Regions from separate parts of the Mus musculus genome. Here region 2 is linked to region 1. A link is a loop called in an ENCODE intact Hi-C map of the cell type or tissue named here. Cell type or tissue: heart. All regions are shown on one strand. Region 1 holds the start of Gtf3c2 (general transcription factor IIIC, polypeptide 2, beta). Region 2 holds the start of Nrbp1 (nuclear receptor binding protein 1).

The links. Peaks named below come from ENCODE experiments on the same cell type or tissue, not always from the same donor. Only the 100,000 strongest peaks of a DNase experiment are listed, where the experiment ranks them.
Region 2: it touches region 1 in a loop (4-fold over the local background); 2 of 42 quality-filtered maps call a loop at or near these places.

The regions. Positions count from the first base shown.
Region 1 is chr5:31,178,423-31,180,922 of GRCm38, forward strand. Gtf3c2 (general transcription factor IIIC, polypeptide 2, beta) reads right to left here and starts at 1,722. Exons shown (of 19, transcript NM_027901.2): 1 at 1,462-1,722. In heart, a CTCF peak has its summit at 1,546; DNase peaks (open chromatin) are centred at 999 and 1,669; H3K4me3 peaks cover 2,158 bases; H3K27ac peaks cover 1,750 bases.
Region 2 is chr5:31,239,738-31,242,237 of GRCm38, forward strand. Nrbp1 (nuclear receptor binding protein 1) reads left to right here and starts at 1,181. Exons shown (of 18, transcript NM_147201.2): 1 at 1,181-1,265. In heart, a CTCF peak has its summit at 1,116; DNase peaks (open chromatin) are centred at 1,114 and 1,674; H3K4me3 peaks cover 1,957 bases; H3K27ac peaks cover 1,780 bases.

The DNA.
Region 1 (2,500 bases):
CTTGAAAAACCAAAAGAGAAAGTTTGTAAGATAAAGATAAGAAAGTAAGTTAAGTAAGTTTGTAAGATCTTGCCTTCCTGGTTTACTACACTATTCGAACTCGATGCATGAATCAGTATATAACTTTTTTCAGTGAGTGACTCAACATACAAAAAAAAAATCCTTTTAAAAATTCACTTCTGAGGGAGGGTGTGGGGGACTTTTGGGATAGCATTGGAAATGTAATTGAGGAAAATACGTAATAAAAAAAATACAAAAAAAAAAAAGAAAAAATTCACTTCTAGTAAAAGGCAGTGGCAGTGAATGGTAGAATTCCTATTTAGGATCTGACAATACAAATTTTAAACAGTAAAGGAAGAAATGTTCAGTAAATTCTAACTAGGATTTTTATATCCCATACTGTCTGATTTCCTTGCTGCTTCAGGTTGCTAACCTGACTACTTTGGCAAAAGAAAAACAATTAGATAATACTTCATCTTAAACACGGACTCACTTCACATACACTGTTTAATACACTGGTTCCCAAAGTATTCCTATCATGCAACTGGTGATTTATCAGATAATTTTACTGGTCCAAAAACAAACATATTATTTGTACAAAAACCTGCAACTCACGTTTTCAGTTGATACTGCTAGAAACTAAAGAGTGTAAATCTGAATAGAACAACTTAAAACTATTAGGAAAAATGGCACTGCAGTTGATAGCGGTAAGCGGTAAAAGGTAACGTAAGCAAAGGTTAATTTGAATTTATGTAACAATCAATGTACCTCCAAGGGCAAAAAGACCTGGTTATGTCCTAAACCTGCCCAGAAAAGTGAATTACCTCCTGTGGGGGTGAAGTCGCCATCTCTGTCTTGTCCAAAAGACGGCAAACTTGCCGCGGGATAAAAGGACCAGTATAAGGAAACATAACTGGCCCTTGGCTGCGCCAATGGGGTTGCAGCGCGCGGGGCACAACCCCCGGGGTTAGAGCCACTTGGAGGAAAAGGCTGAGACACAGTAAGAGGGAATGAGCACAAGAGGACTGACTGCAATCAGACAGAGACACCACCACCTGCCATTCCCCAATCCTGGCCGTGGGGGCAGCTTTCGAGCCCCAGGCGAGCCCTGATTTCCCTAAGCCTTAAGATAACTGCAGGTTCACCCAAGTCCGAAGGCCCAACGTAACGAGTTCAACGTAAGCAGTGCAGAAACCTGAGTCCAGTTTACCGCGCTACATACACCGAATTGGGGAAGAAGGTAAGACCGGCTGGCAGAGATGGGGGATGCTCAGTGGCCCCAGTGGGGACGGAGGAGAGAGCTCGACGGTTCTCGGGAGAAGCGCAAAGGCTAGGAGGCGCGCTGTCTTGCGCGGGAGTAAGACGGGAATCGGGAATCGGTTCCCATTGCCTTAGCGCTACGGCAAAAGAATGGGAGGAGTAATTTTGGGTCCCCCGCACACCCCGTTGCGGTACACTCACCCGCGCCAAAGTCCTTCCGGAAGTCCAAGTTCGAAGATGGCGCCGCCTGTCGGGTCGCGGTTTTATGACGAAATCTTGATCGGCTCTTCCTTGCCCCGCCCCCGAGACAAGGTAAACGCAAGCTTGGTCTGGAACGCGTTTCCTGCCGAGCTTTCTTTTAAACTCTGTGTTCCATAATGCAGCGCGGCGCGGCACTGAGCCCTCCGACGCCCGCGAGCTGGAGCGTGGCTTCCGCGGCCCTAGGACACTGCAGGGCCTTCTGGGAATTTCAGCGACCGGAAGGGGAGGTCGGCGCCTGCGCGGCACCGCAGCTCCACCAGCAGCCTTGTGGAAAAGCATTGAAGAGGAAAGTGTCGCGCTTCTGCTGTCGCCGAGCGTTCCGACCTGCCTTTCCACCCAGGTTGCTGGCTTTGTGGAGAAAAGAGCCTGACCACACCTGATTCTTAACTACAGTCCCGAGCTTCGACGGACTAGGAGACAATCCCTCGCCCCCAGAGATCTCCTGATTTTCTGCTGCCAGTGAATGAGCCAAGACAGGAAGAAAATAAAGAGGAGGGCTTGGAAAGAGGCCAAGGGAAGAAAAGAGCGGGGGGAGCCTAGCCTGGGTGGGTAGGCTGCGCTTTTAAAGAGAGCATCAACCCAGGCCTCACGCCACTCCCTCACTGGGAAGTGGCCTCCGAGCAACAAGGTTTTCAGCCTTTTAAAACCATGTAGCTTTCACAGATCTGCCTTTACCCAGGAGGAGGGCGAATTAAAATGAACCGGAAGAGGTGAAATATGGCAGCTTTCCCCTTTCTAAATAGTCTTGTTCAATTATTCCCTTGGTTAAATCTTTACAAAGAGTAATGGTGCACGCTTATAATCCCAGCACTCCGGAGATGGAGTCAGGAGGATTAGCAGTTCAACGTGATCCATGACTACTTGGAAATTGGAAATCAGCCTGTACTATATTAGACCATGTCTCAGAAAAATGAGAAAGGGAGAAAACAATGGGGCACGTCAACTCCCAGACTAGGTACTCAAGGCTGAAGCAGGAAGA
Region 2 (2,500 bases), 61 kb after region 1:
TTTAGGTAAGTGCATCTTTTAATCCAACATCAGAATTCTATTTTGTCTTGACACAGTGTTGTTGCTCTATTGCTTATGCTGACCTTGAACTCACGGCATTAGCCTACTGAGTGATAGGATTACAGGTATGCATTACTATGCTGGGTGAAAAAAAAAGTTTGTTTTTGAGACTATGTAGCCCTGGTTGGCCTTGAATTCACAGAGATCTCTCTGGCATGCTTGTTGAAATTTCAGTTTTTAAAGCAAGCATTTTAAAGTGAAGAGATGAGAAAAAAATGAGTCTCTATAGGATTTCTGTGTGAACCCGTGAACTAGGATTAACTAGTCCCTTTAAGGAGAGTAAAATTGGTGATTGTGACATTCTCAGATTCAGATGATTCATCCTTCTTCCTTGATAATACATGTATAATGGTATTATACATCTCTTAAATTCTGCCTTTAACTTTCTAAGATCAATGGCTTACCCAGAATCTATTGTAATTCTTTACACTCACAGACAATGTAAACTCTTTCCAAATAATACCTTTTCAAAGACAGTTTTGATGGATCTTCTTACTTCGGATTCTATTTTGGACTCATGTCAACTTAAATTTGAGTAACTTTTTTTTTTTGTTTTGTTTTGTTTCTTTTTCGAATTTGCCAACTATCATTGGATAACTTCAATGAGTTCTCCCTTATGTGGGTCGAATCAGGTTATGTCTGGGTAAATAATGTTATGCAAATCAGCAACTATTAGTTTTCATGTTAAGCGATTAAAAAAAAGCTTTCTGAAAATTTGATGACCAGTGCACTGTCTCTTTCCCAAATGGGGAATGTGGGTGGGTTCGTTCCTCAGATTGAAAGGCTGCGTCTTCCGTTCCTTTTGTCTTCTTAGAGGATTAGGACTGTCATGGCGCTTTCAAGAAGAGAGAGAAGGCCTTCCTTTCGTCCGGCAGAATTACTTGGGGGCACCTCGACTGGGAGGAGGATGGACAGAGAGACAAGAAGACAACGCTGGCAGGCAGTCTGCCGGAACCCCGCAAGGGGAGGAGACCCGGCAGTAGACTGCCTTGAGAGCCTCGGTCTGTGGGAACCGCCCCCCGCTGCCCTGTCCAATGGAAACCTGGCGGCGGTGCGGCACCGCCCACTGTTGGTCCGGACGCCGCGAGGGCGGGGCCCGCAGTTCGGTTGCGCTGCGGAGCGCAGCTGTGAGGGAGTCGCTGGGATCCGAGGCCCCGGAACCCGAGCTGGAGCTGAAGCGCAGGCTGCGGGCGCGGAGTCGGGAGGTGAGCTCCGGAGAAAGAGGCCCTGGAGGGAGGGGCTCGCGGAAGGGCGGCAGGATGACCCCGAGCCGCGGGCCGGCAGGACGCGGCCGGCGGGTGCTGTCGGGCGGCCCTGCTTTCTCGGGAGTCAGGCCCGACCTAGCCCGGCCCGTCGCAGCTGAGGGGCCACCTTGGCCCCAGGGCGCCGCCCGCCCTCCTGGTGTCTCCGGCGTGGCCGCGGCGGCCCGGAATTCTGCGGGCGCGGGTCGGGGGGCCCCGGCGTTCTCTTGGAACTCTGGCCGCGAGAGGCGGGGCAGGCGGCGCGGGCGGGGGCGGGGCGGGGGCCCGGGCCCGAGGGCCTGCGGAAGGAAGCGCGGCGTCCGGGCCGGGCCTGCTCGCGGGGCGGCGCGCCGAGCGCGGGGGCGTGGTCTGCGGCCTGACGGCGGGGCAGGGCTGGCCTTTGATGAGGTGGCTGTGGTGCTCGGTCTCCTGGCCGGCCACTGTCTGTCCGCCGCCGCTTCCTTCCAGATACTGGCCGGGCGACCTGTTGGAGTGTTGACAAGCTGAGGGCCTCCTCCCTCCGAGCTTGCATTCTCTCCGACTGAGCAGTTCTGTTGACCTCAGAGGCTTTCTGGGTTTCCTCAGAGCGGCCTGTGGCTGCGAGCTATGCGGGGTGATGTGCAGAGGGCTTTCAACTAATAATGGAAGCCGGGAGAACAACTTTGCGAGATGACAGACAATGCCCTGTAGTGAATGTACTATGCGTCCTCAGGGTAGCTAGAGGCTTCGAGGAGATACCCTCACCGATGCAAATGAGCTTTTCCACAGTGATCCCTGTTAAAACTGCCAGCAGCTCTGAGGCAGAACCCCCAGTGTTGCACACGTTTCTGCATCTCTTGCGGGAGTGCTTGGAGATCTTTAGGCACTGCTCTTATTTTACCTTCTGGGACATGATTGGGAGGGCAATGTGCTTTCTGGATGTTTGTCTCTGATGACAGTTCATCTTTTCTCTAAGTGCCCCGTGGAGGGGCTGCCTGTTTCCTTGGTCCTGTAGTTTTAGATTCCATGGGCTTTGACGTTCCAGAGTATATTCTGTATCTCGCTAGACTTTCACTTATCCGTTCAGATTGGATGCACATTCTGCGAATGTAGCTGAAACAGACTTTATTATTTTCTTAGCTCTTTGATAGGGGACGGAGGAAAAAGTGATCCTTAACTCATCTTTTTTAGTGGTTTATTAAGACATGCACGCAACTAAT